Linked DNA regions of Mus musculus: region 2 is linked to region 1. Evidence: chromatin loops called from intact Hi-C (ENCODE). Cell type or tissue: heart. All regions are shown on one strand.

Region 1 (8,000 bases):
CTTTTCTTTTTTCTTTTCTTTTCTTTTTGAATTTAGGAAGATTGACGTTTCAAGACTGTCTTTCCAAAGGAAGCCTGATGTCGTCTGAGAACCCAGCTGGTCTGCATTTACACGTATTGAACTGAGATCTAATAACGAGCCACAGTCACAGTGATCTGGGGAGCTAACAGACAAGGAAGGAGGGAATCAGAGGGACTGTGGACTAGAAGGATGTGGTGGCTCGAATGAGACTGGCCCCCATGGGTTCATATATCTAAAAGTCCGATCCCCAGTTGGTGGAACTGTTAGGTAAGAATTGGGCAGTATGGCCTTATTGTAGGAGGGGTGGCTGTGTTGAAGGAGGTGTATTGCTGGCGTAATCTTTGAGGTTTTAAAAGCCTACATCATTCCAGCTAGCTTTCTTTCTACCTTCAACTTTCAGATAAGATGTAAGCTCTTAGCTACTGCTCAGTGCCAAGCCTGCCCATCTGTCTCCATGCTTTCTATCATGGTGGTCATGGACACACCCTGGGAGACTGTAAGCAAGTCTCTATTAAATGGTTTCTGGCTTATGGTCTCGCTTCACAGTGATAGAAAGTAACTAAGGCCTTAACTTCAGAAGAGAAGAAAGTCCATTCAGGAGGCAAATCTTGCATATAACCTGAAGGAAAAGATCACATGCCTAAACCCAAGAGGCTCCATGCACTCTCTCTCTACAATACTGTCTGCAATGAAAACAGTATCATTAAACTAACTCAGTCCAGCCAGGGGCAGTAGTTGATTGCTAACATTAGCTGTCACCTAACATTCTGGGCATCAAGCATGACTGTATGAGACCACAGCAGACTGACCATAATAAATTAATTGACCTACCTTGTCATGTCACACACACACACACACACACACACACACACACACATATATATAACATGCTGAATATATATGTATACACACACATATATATGTGTGTGTGTGTGTGTGTGTGTGTGTGTGTGTGTGTATTCTCCTACATCTTATGTTAGCTTTCTGTGAAAACACACTTAAGTATAAACAACTTAAAAGGAGACAGATTTATTTTGGGTTATGTTTTCAATCCATGATTGTTTTCTCTGCTGTGTTCATGGCAGCACATCATGATGGCAGAGAGAGAGAGAGAGAGAGAGAGAGAGAGAGAGATCTCAATATTCCTTATAAGAACATGACCTAACTTTTTATACTAGACAGACCCCACCACTCTTAAAGGTCATACCTCCACTACCGCCCCTTAATAGCAGCATAAATTGACAATCAACCCTTTAACACATGGGGTAACATTTGAGTTCCAAACTCTAACATTTGCATAGTTATAACAAGGAACAAGTGAGGTCACATATGTAAAGTTCATTTAGAACATGCTGAGTTTCTGTATATAGGCCTGAGCTTTTAATATTTTAGGAAAATTTTATCTTATGATCCATTAAGGGTCAAGATGGCTTGGGGTCTTTCATTGGTCCTCTTGTAGTGATATTAAGTTAGAAGTAAGATGGTGAGCTCTCAAAACCAGTATACTTGAAACCTATTGTCTTAGTTTTCCATTGCTGTGATAAAAAACATGACTGTCTTAGGGGTTTTATTGCTGTGAAGAGACATCATGAAAACAGCATCTCTTTCAAGGAAAGCATTTACTTGAAGCTGGCTTACAGTTTCAGAGGTTTAGTCTATCATGGCAGAAAGCATGGTAGCATACAGGCAGACATGGTGCTGGAGAAGGACCTGAGAGTTCTACATCTTGATCTGTAGGCCAATCCTATGAAGACATTTTCTCTATTAATAAAGTCCTTTTCCCCAAATGACTCTAGCTAGTGTCAAGGTGACATAAAACTAACAAACATCCCCCCATACACACACACACACACACACACACACACACACACACACACACACACACACACATTTCCCATTTGATTCATTAACAATGTTTAGAAAACTGCAAGCTCAAACCAGTACTAAACCTCATGTATGGTCTGTATAAAGACCCTTAGACCGGAACAGCATTGTCTCGTGGGTGACGGGAGGCATATTTGGAGATATTTTTGAAAGTTCTAACTTTGGGGATAGGGTTGAGCCATGTTATTGGCACATGATGGGTGGAGGCTAGGGCTGATGCTGACCATTCAACCATGCAAGCGATGCTCCAAAGCCTCAATCATGCTGTGGGTGAGCCAGCCCAATTTAGAGATAGTAAACTCATTTGGGAAACAGAAAGATCCTCTTAGTGTCTGTGTCCTACTAGTTGTTAAATCTGAGAAAAGCTGTGAAAGAGCAGGCACTCAAGGGGGTCTACAGACCTTTTAACATCAAGCTGCTGCTATGAGTTCAGATGAGCATGCCTGCCTTTTGGACAAAACCAGTAGATCTGTGGCCTCTTGAATGCCAAAACTACGCCCAGGGCTTGCTCTGTAGTAACAGAGAGAATGTGTCCATAAAAGGGATGGGCATCGCTGCCAGAGGGATTCCCTTCAAGGGTTTCCCTTGTGAGCCTGAAAAATCACTGGGAAATAGCTGGGCCAGCCAGCCGCTGAGTTCCAGCTGCTCGCCATAGCATGTTTAGATTTCCCCCAGGGTGAGAGTGAAGAGGCTGCAGGGAAGGCGGCTCTTTAGCCCTAAAAAGGCCTTGTTTAGGAACCATCTGCTCATTTCTTGGATAGGAGGACCGGCATTGCTGGGAAAGGCCGTAGAGAAAGGGACTTGGGATGCGCACCCAGGAAGTCAGGAATGTAGTCGCATGGGGGGTTGGGCTCATCAGGAGGAAGGGCTAGCTCCAGCTCCCAGAGCTGCACGGTGACTCTGTGGCCTTGCACGAAGAAAGGAAAATAACTGTAAGGACTGCACACCTACTGCAGGCCTGGGTTAATGTTAGTGCTACGTATGCAGTACAAGTTTGCTTTATTTTTATGGTAACGTGTTGAAGTGACTTGGTTAAATCATGCTGTCGGCAGCTCTCTAAATCAGCCTCAGCTGACTCCAGGGACCATGATTTTCTTCTGTACAATACTGCCTCCCCAGATCCTCAGGCCCTCTATGCCTCAGTTTCCCTCCTTGTTAAATGGACATAGCCAGGTGCCAAAGGAGGAAGGGCAAAAAAAGAAAATTGAAAGCTCTGTGATGCTTCAGCATGAAGGTGTGCCTGGCCTCCAGGGGGCGCTCAACATGCTGGCTTTCTCACCTTTCCCCTTCTCTGCCTGGATGGATGGTTCTGAGGACATTTATCAGTCACCACACATAGAGAAGTATCAATATATCTATAGTCAGGATCTTGTGGTCACCCAGGCTTCTGGCTTCTGTATCCTTCTGTCTGCAGTTCCAGCAAATCTTGGGGGTTAAGGACGCAGCTGAACCCCCACCCCCGGGCCTCCCTTTTCGAGGATGAGGTTAGGTTTTTCTGTTTGTTGTCCTGGTCTGGGTGCCAGGTGGATGACCCTCTCCGGCTTTGCCTGAGACCCTGAATCTAATCTTTCTTTTGTTGGGTGGAATCTTACCTTAGTCCAATATTTTTTGAACCTCACTAAAGACGTTGACAGTCATCTCCTCAGTTCCTCTCTCCTCCGTGGAACTAATCCGTAGGTTTAGCCCAGCTCTTTTCATGCTACACACTGCCGGGAGGATGCAAACTCTGTTCTGAATAAGGGGTGACTTTGCCTCGTTTGCAATTTGTACCTACATCTCAGGAACATTTTCAAAATGAGTGAGTTATGTCAAATTTTCATTATTCCTGTTTCCTGACCAGGTATGATATCAGTACCCACCCAAACCTCTAGATTCTGCAGTGCTCCTATTTCTAACAGTTGGTGCCCAGTGTATGTGGATCCTCTGTGCTCTGGTCTCATCCAACAAAATGTTAACAGACACAAAAGGCTCACCTTGTTTCCAAGTGCAAGGAATATCCAATCCTAACCCCTGGAACCTGTAAATGTTATCCCCAGCCCCAATAATGGTTGTAATTGTCTTAAGAACCCCAAGATGAGCCCATCCTGGGATATCTAGGTGGATTATCTAGAATATAGTCTTGGGAGTCTTTGAAAGAGGCAGACAGAAAGTGATCAGACCCACAAAGAAACAGGGACAGAGACTGGAGTCATCTGCCTGAGGAGTACCAGGTGAGACCAGTGGCTGCTCGAGGTGAGAGCCAGGTTCTCTTTCAGAATAACGTTTTGTATTTTTACCTCTTTGTTTAAAATAAGCTGATTGTAGTTTCTCTTTGCCAACAACTTGCCTGTTATTTGGTTTTAAATAAGATAAGACAACTTAACAGGAGGACTAAGACACTAAAACTCGATCTGCTCATCCACCTGGCCTCAAAGGGACGAGTGGGTGGCTAGTGGGTGGCTGGTGGGTGGCTAGTGGGTGGCTAGTGGGTGGCTGGTGGGTGGCTAGTGGGTGGCTAGTGAATGACTAGTGGGTGGCTAGTGGGTGACTGGTAGGTGACTAGTGGGTGGCTAGTGGGTGACTAGTGGGTGGGTAGTATATTCTGTGTGGACACAGTGGGAGGAACTATTAGTTTACGTCCTTGGGTGGAGCCACAGAGCCTGAGCTCTCGTTACATCACACAGAGTAGCAAGCACATCTAAAACTGTAGACATTGTTTGCTTCCAGAAATCCTTTTGATAAATGTTCAGACAGCACTGGCCACAAATATTAAAAATGTCAGAAAGCAGAGAAATGGCTGACAAAGGGATTAGTGTGCAATTAGCAAAAGCAAACTCCACACACTAACTACCCTGTGGCTTAAACTTCTGAAAATCCAGTGTAAGACCCTTAGATTGGTAGTAAATCGTGTCTTAAAATGTCCTTCTCCCCTGCCCATGTCTTTTGAAGAAACACAGAAACAGCTGTGTGGATTCGTCTATAACATTTTGGCCTTAGTCATCTTTCAGAATGAAAAAAGGCTAAGTTTTAGCCACTGGTTACCATAACTAAGAATGTTCTAAGCTATAAAATAGTAAAATAAAAGGTGATTTTAGGGTTAAAGTCAACTTTCAGTTTACATGAGTCGTAAGATTTCACTTACCAGACAGGACAACCTAAGACACACCTTTACCAGCAACATTCCTTCCCTCAAACATTCTACCACCTCTCAGAACAGCTCTCCCAGCTAGGAATAAAGTTTTCAATCTTATGATGAACCTGTGGGGGGATTTTTCACCCCGCCCCCAAATATAATCTTCATATATGCGCTCTTCCTGTCTGCCCTGAGTCTTGGCTCCAACTCTCCTGGTTCTTTTTTTTTTTCTCTCCCAGTTCTTTCTACCTCTATCTTTGTCTCTGTTTCACTCTGACTCTCCTCCTTACTGGATCTAGAGCCCTACAGTCATTCTCCTACTTCCGATTAGCCCACAAGTGCACCCAGGACCTTAGCAAAGACTGTGTTGATATTCTCTTCCATCGAAACACTGAAGTTTAATACTTAATGTGAGAGTACTAAGTGTGGGGGCTCTGCCCTCACGAATGGGATTATAATGCTTATAAAAGAAGCTGTAGGGTATCTTTTGCCATAGAGAACATATAGAGATGCTTCTAAGAATAATAAGCCCTGCCTGGACACCGCCCTGCTTCCTCCCATGATGATAACAGACTAAACCTCTAAAACTGTAAGCCAGCCACAGTGAAATGTTTTCCTTTGTATGAGTTGCTTTGGTCATGGTATCTTGACACAGCAATGAAACCCTAACTCAGATATTTATGAATGGACCAGTTTAAAGTATTTAATTAAGATGTTTGTGAAGGAACCCATTTAAGGTATTTATAGCAGCTGAACTAAGACAGCCTCTACCTCTGTCTCAACTCCCTCCTCTGCTCCACTTCCCTGGAATTTTTATTTCCACGAGCTCTTTCCTTTAGCCTCCGCTGTGTAGCATGGATCTTTGAAGTGGACGGGACTCCAGAGTGAGTGTGTGTCCTGGCTGTCTGTCTCTACCACTGTCATGACCGAGGGAAGACCTGAGAGCTCATATTACCTGTCTCAGCTAGCTTAAAGGGGAAATCAATAAAATTGATTTTATTGTTGATAAGCCTGGTTCTGAAGAAAGATGCTTAATGATGTCTGTTAAATGATATCATAATTATATAAAATAATTAGTATACTTGACCTACCATTTCAATATCTAAGACAGAATATATGATACATATAATAAATTTGATATATTAATATACAAAACTGTATGTAACCATATAAAGCACATATTATACAAGGTTATTTTTAACCAAACATTTTATTAAACTTTAAGAGGTTGCTGATATGCAGTTCTGTCATGGCTTGGGCTATCACATGGAAAGACTTTACCAGAACATCTGGATCACAAAGAGGTTGGTTGGAGAGAAAAGAGGTGCTATTAATGTTTTATTACATCAAAACAGCATTTCCTATAAAGAACAAGCTCTTAAAAATTATATGCAATATGCCAGATTTTTTATGTCTTCTTTTTCTTTCCAATATCCACAAGGAAATTCATCCATTTTGTTTGTTCAAGCACACACCACATTGTACCACCCAAGAGTCTTTGTTTAATGCCAACCATCTGGAGATGTGTCTGAGACAGGTTGTTTTCAGTTTTCATGAAAATGTGTGGTGTCAAGTAGATGCAGCCCACGTGTATGTCTTTGAAGTGCCGGGATACTGACACATCACCTCTGCGAGCACGGGGTCCCCAGTTTAGACATGTCAGAGTATTTGGAGGGCTCTGGATGGAAAAACTCACTTGCACATTAACAGATGCCACTCTGTATATTTGAATAACTGAGTTTAGATGGGTGTGCTACTGAGTTAACCTTGAAACTCAAGCTTGAGTGGTAATGTCCACACATGCCTATGATCTGGTGAGTGTGTGTGGATATCATGCAGCACCCTGATTTGGATAGCACACAAACATTCCTAAGGGAGTGGTTTCATTCTTTCCCTCCAGCCCTCCACCCTCTGCATGTGTGTGCTCTGCCCTCTGCATGTGTGTGCACACAGCCCTGGGTGGAGCTTGTTCTTGGTGGAAGAGGAATGACACACAAGTGCTATGGGGTTGCCAAATCCTGCCCCAGGGGCTCAACCTACCATTGTGTTATTTCTTCAAGGGATCTTAATGTTGAATTTGGAATTTATGATAAACCTCTGTGGCCACCTGGGATTATACAGTGCTAGGAATTAGAGAATGGAGTCCCCTAGAAGAAACTCTTGAATAAAATAACCATGCCATCAAATGCATGGTAATATTCCCAAGTATTTGACCAATTTTCTTGTTTCACAGGGTGGTGTCTACAAGAAGAAACCTCTAAGTGGGGTAGTGCTATATACAAACCTAGGTCTTTTTTATACTCTGAGAAAGATTTGTACTTCTGGGGTCCCTGTGAGTCTAGCTCACAGGACAAAGGGTTTGAGGGGGGTCTTTCAAAATATCTCATGTGCATCGATGCATGCCATGTTCCTGTGATGACATCAATTGAGGGTTACTTAACCAAGAAAAAAAAAATTCTACCATGACACTGATCAAAAATGTATAAGAGCTCTTCTTAAAGGATGAGAAAGAGTGACAAGATGAGATCTTGTCCTGAAGGAAGCATCCTTTACCAGGGAGATTTGGCTCCAAGCTTTCCAACTCACAGAACTTTCCACTGTAGATGGGAATGTAAGCCTTCTTCTGGTATCTAATGGTCAAAGAGGATTGAAGGGCCAATGTTGCCCTGCCTTTAATTTCCTGTCACAGATGCTCCAAAGAGAAATCACATATTCTTTCAGGTAAACAAAATGACTTCCTCTCCCCATCTCCCAATGAAAAGCTAACGGATGCCTATAGCTGACCGCATCTGACCTGACTGATGTGAAGATGAGCTTAAACATGGCCTGCAGACCCCACACACCTTACAGAGCAGATGCTTCCTGATACGGTTAGCTATGTTCCTCGGGTTTCTAGAGCCTCTTCACTACGAAGAATCGCTGTCTTCATCAAATAGGAGGTGCCTGCCCTTGAGCCTGCTTAACCTGTCTTCTACTCCCTGTC
Region 2 (8,000 bases), 140 kb after region 1:
TTTTTTTTTTAAACTCCCAATAAAAAACCAAATCCAAGTTTCTAAAGATGCATAAAGAGTTTAATACCGTAGAGGATGCGGGAAGTGTGAAAAATCTCAAACATTGCATGGTTTTATTTTTGTTGGCTGAGATTTGATTTTTGTTTTTATGCACTATGAAAGTGGTGAGGGCAAAAACCTTCTGTGCCAATTTATTTCAGATTCTTTTTATTTTATTTTTTTCCTGAAATCTTTTCCAAACAAAGATGCCATCCTATGATGGTTCTGGGGTTTTTACCACACCGATTTTCTTGCTCTGGACAAATGGCTCAGCTCATCTACATAGAAGGCACTGGAAAATATTTTTGTGAGCTGAGTGCAGCCAAGCGAGCGCCTAGGAATCCAGAGGAAGTGGAGGCCTCCTGCTCTGCACAGGAAACAATCTTCCAGCACGCCTTAAATGCCAGATTCCAGGCTAGTTTAACTAACCACTGACAGCTCTGTAAACAGAGCGGGGACAGGAGCCCGCTTCCCCTTTCCTGGGAGTCATTTTGGGTTTGGGGGCCGAAGGGAGATTCTGGAATATTTGACTGCATGGCACAGATACACAGCGGAAGCAGGCTCAGCATCTGAAGAGCTGGAAATTCTTCCAGAATCAAAGTCATCTCAGAGGAGGTAGGAAAGGGTCAAACGGTTGGATTACATCTGGAGAGAGCCAGGATTTTTGAGCTCTGAAGACAGTTTGATCAAAACTTAGCTGCCTTCTAAAATACTGCTTCCTAGGGATTTTTTTTTCTCCCATGATTTCTGCATACTTAAAACAAACAAGCAAACAAACAAAAACAGTGCTAACTAACTTCCAGACTATGCAAACGATGCCTGCGTGCAGCATTGTCTGATTTCTCCTTTCCTCTGTCTGCCCCCCCCCCACACACACACACACATACTTCTTTTCTTGCCCATTTTCCTCTCAGTCTTTCTTTCGCTGTCTGTCTTGTTCTTTGTTCATTTGGGTGTAAGTGTTGTCTGGAGTTCAGCGAGAGACAAAGGGCTGGATCATCCAGCCATTCTGAGGCCATGCTATCAATATTTCTGTCTCCTGAGATTCCTTCTTACTTTTTAAATGTAATCTGCACTCTTACTTGTTTTAATAGCTTTTAGAATGAAGGTGCACTCTGTTTGAGGTCAGCAATTGACCACTGGTTGCCTTAGCCGTATTCTAAGGTGTTTTTCTTAAAAATAAAGAAAAGATGATGGTGTGGGGTGGGAGGGACTAAATCAGGGGCTCATGACTCCTTGGTGATCTTGACTCCGCCTCTTTCCTTTAGATCAAGATATTATCTGGGTTCCCTAAACCCGAAACCTCACTATGGATGATTTTGAACGTCGCAGAGAACTCAGGAGACAAAAGAGGGAGGAGATGCGGCTGGAGGCAGAAAGGTAAGGATCCAGGATAACAGATATTCACATCACCAGCAACCTTGTTTTCAGATCACAAGGACTCTGCCCTCTGAAGGGCCAGTTGTGTCCATATTGCACATCAAACTATTTGTAAAAAGCAGTTATGGGTGTAAGTATTTTTCCTGCTAAAAGTCTAAATTTTGCATTTAAAAAAAACACATTTCAAGAAAAATGGAGATCAGAGAGAATCAGATAATTTCGTATTTATGGAGGCTGAACATTGTAGAATTTGTAATGGTAAAAGATAATACATAAAGATAAAGGCTTCAAATCACCCATAACACTGGAATGACAGAAGATGCTGACTGTTGGCTATCAGAAGCAGTTTGGCAAGCCCCAGAAGAGTCTTAGCTCAGATTTGATTCTTATTAGAAAAACCGTTGCCTGGCCGTCTGCATCAGGAAGGTTACTACAGATGGTCTGAGTGACTGGGGAGGATGTGGGGGCTGTTGGAAGCTGTTGGAATGTGTGGGGCAGCCTTTGAGGTGGTGACTTAGGGGACAGGTGGTTGGAAAAATGAAGCATTGACATGTGACATCGAGGGTGGAAATGTGTATCTTAACATTTAGTTAGGCCTCAGACAGAAGGACAGTGGCCTCTAATGATGTGGCTTCGATCAGTAGTTTAAGGAAAGCGTACCAAGTATTCACAGGGAGAAACAAGCCCCAAGGTTTTGCATGCCAGTAATTCCAGTGCACAGATGCAAAGCATAGTGGGTACAAATGACCTACCGCAGCCCTGCCGTACAAAACTGAAAAGCTGTTGTTATTGTTATCAACCATTATTAATAACAATCCTATCTAAGTAATAAACAACGGCTGGATAGCTGGGAATTAATATGAATGCCAAGTGAAGGAAAGACTATTGTCACCCTGAGATTAAACTATTCACAGAAGTTTTGTTGAGAGTTGTGGTATGCTACGGAAAAAGTAATTGTGGAGATAAGTAAAACGGAAGCTGTCTAAAACAGAGCGTCAATAAAATAAAAGGAGGGAGGGACAGAGGGGAATGCATCCAACATAGAAAATGTATCTATCCGACTTTAAAATAATAGTTAATAATTAAAAATTTAAAGCATACAAAACTAAGGAAATGACCAAAGGACCGGTGGTTGCCAGGAGCTGGACAGGAGGGAGGGAGGGAGGAGCACACAGGCAGAGCACAGGATGTTAGACCCGCAAAACCACCCATGAGATAGTATGATGGCAGATGCGTGCCACTGCGCTGGAACTCAATGCAAATTATGGAATCAAAGTGGAATGACATGTGTGTACCTACATTATCCACAGTCACAAGTACAGCACTGTGTATGGGATGCTGATAATGGCAGAGGCTGCGGCTGCAACTGGGGAGGGGAGGGGACAGGGCAGCATGGAAGACTTGCCATTTCCACTCAACTTTTCTTTGAACCTAAAATTACTGCAAGGAATACAGTTTATCAGTAGAAATGACAGAGTGGGGTAGGAGAGGCTGACTAGGTGTGAAAACGAGACAAGCAAAGCTCCAGGGAGAAAGAATCTGCTGCAGGGAGCTTGAGAGGAAGGGCATCTTAGGACCCTCACTAGGGATGAGAGTGTGGTGGTAACGGTTAGTTACGGTGGACTGAGATTTAGAGACTTGGCATCAAGCATACAGTCGTGAGAGCCTGAATCAGAGCAGTCGGAGGGAGGAAAGAGATCCCACGTGGCAATCAGCAAACCTGTCAGGAGCAGGGACAACTCAGTCTGAAGACTGTAAGCTCCAGTTCCGAATTATTATAGTAAGTTAACCTAAAATAGAGCGCTTCCAAGGCTCAGAGCTGCAGATGCCTTCATCCATTCTCCATGCATGTTTATCAGGCATCGTCAAGAAAAGTCTCGGCCTCGTCTCCAGTGGAGAAAGGTGAGAAGACTCTATTCTTGGTGGTCATGGTCATAGTGTTGAATTTCAGGTAGAAACCACATCAACATGGGGATTTCCCCCCAGATGTTAGAAGACAGGAAACTTGGATTTTTATTCAGAAAGAAGAGAAAATCGTATAAGATAGGTCCATTGGGACAAACCCATTGCCAATAAAAAAAGCTGAAGTCATATCCTCCCCCACCCCCCAAAAGCTCATATGAGAGAGTAAGAGATCATAAGGGCATAATGGAAACATCACAGGGAGCAACATAGCAGAGAGACAGAGAAGACCTAGGGAAGGAGCAGACCTGAAATTGAGAGGACATTGAAGACTTGTGGACACCACCTAGACAGGAGGAACACACCTCTACTTCCTCTGCCTAATTCAGTGCTACTGGCCTTGGGATTCTCCTGGATTCTTGAGTTCTCAATCTACCCAGCAAATGCCTACCGAGGACTGATCAAGACGAAGTGTCTGAACAGAGATGGGAGAAACGAAGGTGATCAGCAGACACTTCTGTATCTCAAAGACTCATAGGAAACAAGAGTACAGAAAGCAGATGAGCAGAGGAGTAACCCTGAAGAACGCTGGGGCTAGAGGGATGGCAGAGCAGAGTGTGCACCTCGTTAGATGGAGTTCTACACCAACAGGCAGTGAGAAGCATCTCACAGTGGTTTAAGCCAGGCTGCGACGTAGGGTGAATAAGCTTCATTTTCTCATAGCCAGAACTCTAAGAACTGGCCACACAGCTGCTCCGTTCATGCTTCCCAGGGTGGTGGTGATGTGTGAACAAGGATTTATCTTCTGTTAGTGTTGGTTGTAAAAAAGCCTGTATGCCAAAGCTTAATTAGGCGCCATTAATAACCTAAAACAAATACATGCATCTTTATTCAAATATTGCTTAACCAACACTTCTGTCTACATTTCTGCTTGTTCTTAACAATGGCCCTATGTTTGTACTGATTTTACCTGTTTGTGTCTCAAGGGGCACTGTATAGGTCTGCTGTGCTGGAATTAGGTCAACCTCCATCAGCATTTGGTAAAATGATCATTTATGGCAGTAGTGAAAGTTAGACTTTATGGTCCAGCAAGATTCCATGGCAAGTTCAGGGTGTGTCCAGGAAACAGATGGCCAAACCAGGAATCCAGGGCTATCTAAAAATCATAGTTCAGATCTGAGGACAAAGGGCATGTAAGACCTTAGGCAAGTCCCTTCCTCTTCCTTTAACGCCAGACCCTGGCTTCCTTTGTCACAGGAATGAGTGCTTTCTCAAGGGAATCAGAGGTCATTTCCTCTTGCTTTTGGAATTGTCTACTTCTGTTTGCAATAAGTCAGATATTGCTTGATTTGAAATCAAATACGTAATACAGAATCTTACATTTTTTTTAAAAGACAGTTCTAAGGCCCTATAAAATATACCTAGGGCCAGGCAGGGGAAGAATTAACTGTCATCTGGATATGGAGAATAAAAAGAAGCCATGCCAGCTTCGGAATGGCAGTAGAGTCAATGCAGATAAAGTTGGTCCAAGGGTCAAGGCTACAGATGCATTCGTTTGTTCTCAACACATTTTATCAGGCATCTCTTTTGCTCTATGCTCTGTTCGGGGCAGAGGACTGGGTAATTTTCTCGGGGTTGGAATACTTGACCATCATACTCAGGCTTTAGGTTCAATCTCCAGCACCACAAAACTGGATAAATAAATGAAGTGCTATAACAAATGCACATATACATATAGAAAGAGTATCTATAAAGTGCAAGGTTCTGCCCAGACCTGTAGAGACCAACAGTCACCTGTAGGGATAGTGTGCCAGGAGTCAGGAAGACCATATTAGATTAGAGAGATCTTGACCAAAAGCATAAGAAAGACGTTTCGGTTGGCAGAAGGGGATCTGTGCATAACCAGAGAAAAATCTTAATGTGATGTTTCTAAGCAAAAGGCATTATTTGTATACATTTCAAGCTCAATGGCATTTTAATCAATTGCCTGTTTGAGCAAATGAATGTGTAAATAAATAAATATTTACTTTTGTTAGCCTCATGGGAACAAACAGCTGCCCACATCTATTCTGCTACTCTTTCTGTTTCTGGGTTTTTTGCATTCTCTCTCTTCTCTCTCTCTCTCTCTCTCTCTCTCTCTCTCTCTCTCTCTCTCTCTCTCTCTCTCCTTCCCTCCCTCCCCCCTCCCTTCCTCTCTCTCTCCCTCCCCCTCCCTTCCTCTCTCTTTCCCTCCCTCCCTCCCTCCCCCTCCCTTCCTCTCTCTCTCTCTCTCCCTCCCTCCCCCTCCCTTCCTCTCTCTTTCCCTCCCTCCCTCCCTCCCCCTCCCTTCCTCTCTCTCTCTCCCTCCCTCCCCCTCCCTTCCTCTCTCTTTCCCTCCCTCCCTCCCTCCCCCTCCCTTCCTCTCTCTCTCTCCCTCCCTCCCTCCCCCCCTTCCTCTCTCTTTCCCTCCCTCTCCCTCCCTTCCTCTCTCTTTCCCTCCCTCCCTCCCTCCCCTCCCCCACCTCTCACTCTCCCCTGGCATCTCTGATGTTCTCAGGGCATCATGCTCATCATCACAAAACTGCAGCCACCTGCTTCTGTGTCACTTCCTCTGCATCTTCCTGGACTTAGTGCTGACTGTAGATGCACAGGCTTTTAGGAAAGGATCCATACTTTTGCAGAGGCATTGTTTTATCCTACTTTAATACAGAGATCTTTTATATCTTTAAAATGTATCCAGTAAATGAGGACTAATAACAGCACAGCAGGAAACTTAGCTGGAAGTCATAAGGACATAAATACAGATATATAGGTATGTATGTTCTATAACAGCAGCTATCAATCTATGGGTTGTAACCCCTTTGGGAATTGAAAAACCCTTTCACAAGGGTCGCATATCAGATATTTACATTATGATTCATAACAGTAGCAAAATGACAGTTATGAAGTGGCAATGAAATAATGTCATGGTTGGGGGTCACCACAACATGAGGAACTGTTTTAAAAGGTCACAGAACTGGGAAGTTTGAGAACCACTGTTCTATATAAATGAAGGAACACTCAGCAGTATCATGATCAAAGATGGTAAGCTTAGCAGGTATGGTCATGGGTTTTGGCAGTAGGGCCTATGGGATTGATCCTCGGCCTATCCCTTAAGGCTGAGTGAGCACTGGTAAGACAACCAATCCTTCCAGTTTTCTGCTTGCCCCTGTATAAAATGAGAGCAACGGAAGTATCTACTTCATAGATTCTTACAGGCTGAGGAGATATGAGGAAGCATTAACACAGCACTTAGCATTTTGCAACAGTAGACATCACTATTAATGATTATTAGTTAATTTGATTCTCTGCAACAACACAACCTAAAAAAGTCAAAACTATCATTGTCATTTATACATCTCGGAGAATGTGAGCACCCTGAACTAGGAAGCCGGGATTTGCTGTTTTGTGAAGAACGGTGAGTGGGTTTGATGGCTGTCAAGTTTCTGTCAGACGGAAGAGGCAACGGGTTCACCCTGAGCCGTTCTTTCATGGGGTGTCTCTCCCGTGAAACAACCCTTGGTGGTGCTGCTCTCTGGGAGCAGGTCTCTGGTGGCCACACTCTGTGTCAGACTTCCTCTGCACCAAGCACAGGGCCAGGGCTCTCACTTTTCAAGTCATGAACTCACTACATTCCCGGGCATATGCTTTCCACACCCAGTGGCAGCTCCTCTTTCCATCAGAAGAAAGGCCTCTATTGTAGAACTGTTATCAGATTCCAAGACTTAGAGACATAAATAAAGCAAAAGAAAACATGCTAGCTGTTTTTATCCGTCATACATTTTTATGGGCTTCTGAAATATCCCGATGATTAGACATTTGAAAGTAAATATTTTTACTGCTCTAGAAAAACAAGCAAGTTTTAAAAATCCATTTGATCCACAGAAATCCCCTTCTAGAGCTGTATCATTGATGTTTTTCCCCCATGATTTAATACCAAGGCCCATTGACAGTTAGAGTACAGACAAGTCCACATGAGAACACTTATTCAGAATGCTTAGATCATGACCTTGAGTCTCAAGTACAAGTCTTTAAAAATACATTTTAAGATGTCTGAGCAGAACATTATTTTCCATTAGGAAGTTAAATGAAACATTCTTTTGAAACTGTATAAATCATTAAGGTACTTACATTTGCCCAAAAATGTTCTCTTAGAAGATTGATTACTCCAGAAAGAAGAAAAAGAACAGAAAAGGAGGGTGTGTGTGGGGTGGGGGGTGGGGGGAACGACTAGCCTTTGGTATTGAATTTTGTTTCTGTATTTCCTATTAAAGTCCTTCTAGTTTGAAGGCTACTTAAAAACACTTCTTAGAGTTTTATGTATATGTCTTAAGGCCAGAAGAGGATGCTAGATCTCCTGAAGCTAGAGTTACAAGAGCCACCCAACTAGCTTTCTGGGAAGAAAGCTCGGGTCCTCTGGAAGAGCGCAAGGCACGCCATCTTAACCCCTGAGCCGCCTCTCTAGCCCCCTCTTATGCATATTTCAAACTGTTTCATTTCAGTCCAACTCGGATGTAGGGAAATGGACAAAACTCGGTACTTTCCAGTCGCCGTGATTACAGTGTGCATGGATTCCCCCCTCCCCCTTTTCAGACTCCCGAGTTTGAACACTTCGTCTCTAGCTGTTGAGGCCATTTGGAAAAGTCATAGAACCGTTTTGG

The links. Hi-C counts contacts between places; a loop is a spot of excess contacts. Peaks named below come from ENCODE experiments on the same cell type or tissue, not always from the same donor. Only the 100,000 strongest peaks of a DNase experiment are listed, where the experiment ranks them.
Region 2: a loop joins it to region 1, with 2.4 times the contacts of the local background. A loop is called at or near these places in 2 of 42 quality-filtered maps.

What each region holds. Positions count from the first base shown.
Region 1 is chr6:34,546,054-34,554,053 of GRCm38, forward strand. No RefSeq gene overlaps it. Among named protein-coding and RNA genes, the nearest start is that of Gm32942, 13 kb to the left of the region's middle. In heart, a CTCF peak has its summit at 3,154 (motif pointing right); no DNase peak of the experiment used is centred here; H3K27ac peaks cover 1,169 bases.
Region 2 is chr6:34,684,656-34,692,655 of GRCm38, forward strand. It overlaps Cald1 (caldesmon 1), which reads left to right. Exons shown (of 14, transcript NM_001347100.1): 3 at 1,308-1,419. The coding sequence starts at 1,349. Among named protein-coding and RNA genes, the nearest start is that of Gm13861, 35 kb to the left of the region's middle. In heart, a CTCF peak has its summit at 4,307; DNase peaks (open chromatin) are centred at 426 and 4,466; H3K4me3 peaks cover 329 bases; H3K27ac peaks cover 2,099 bases.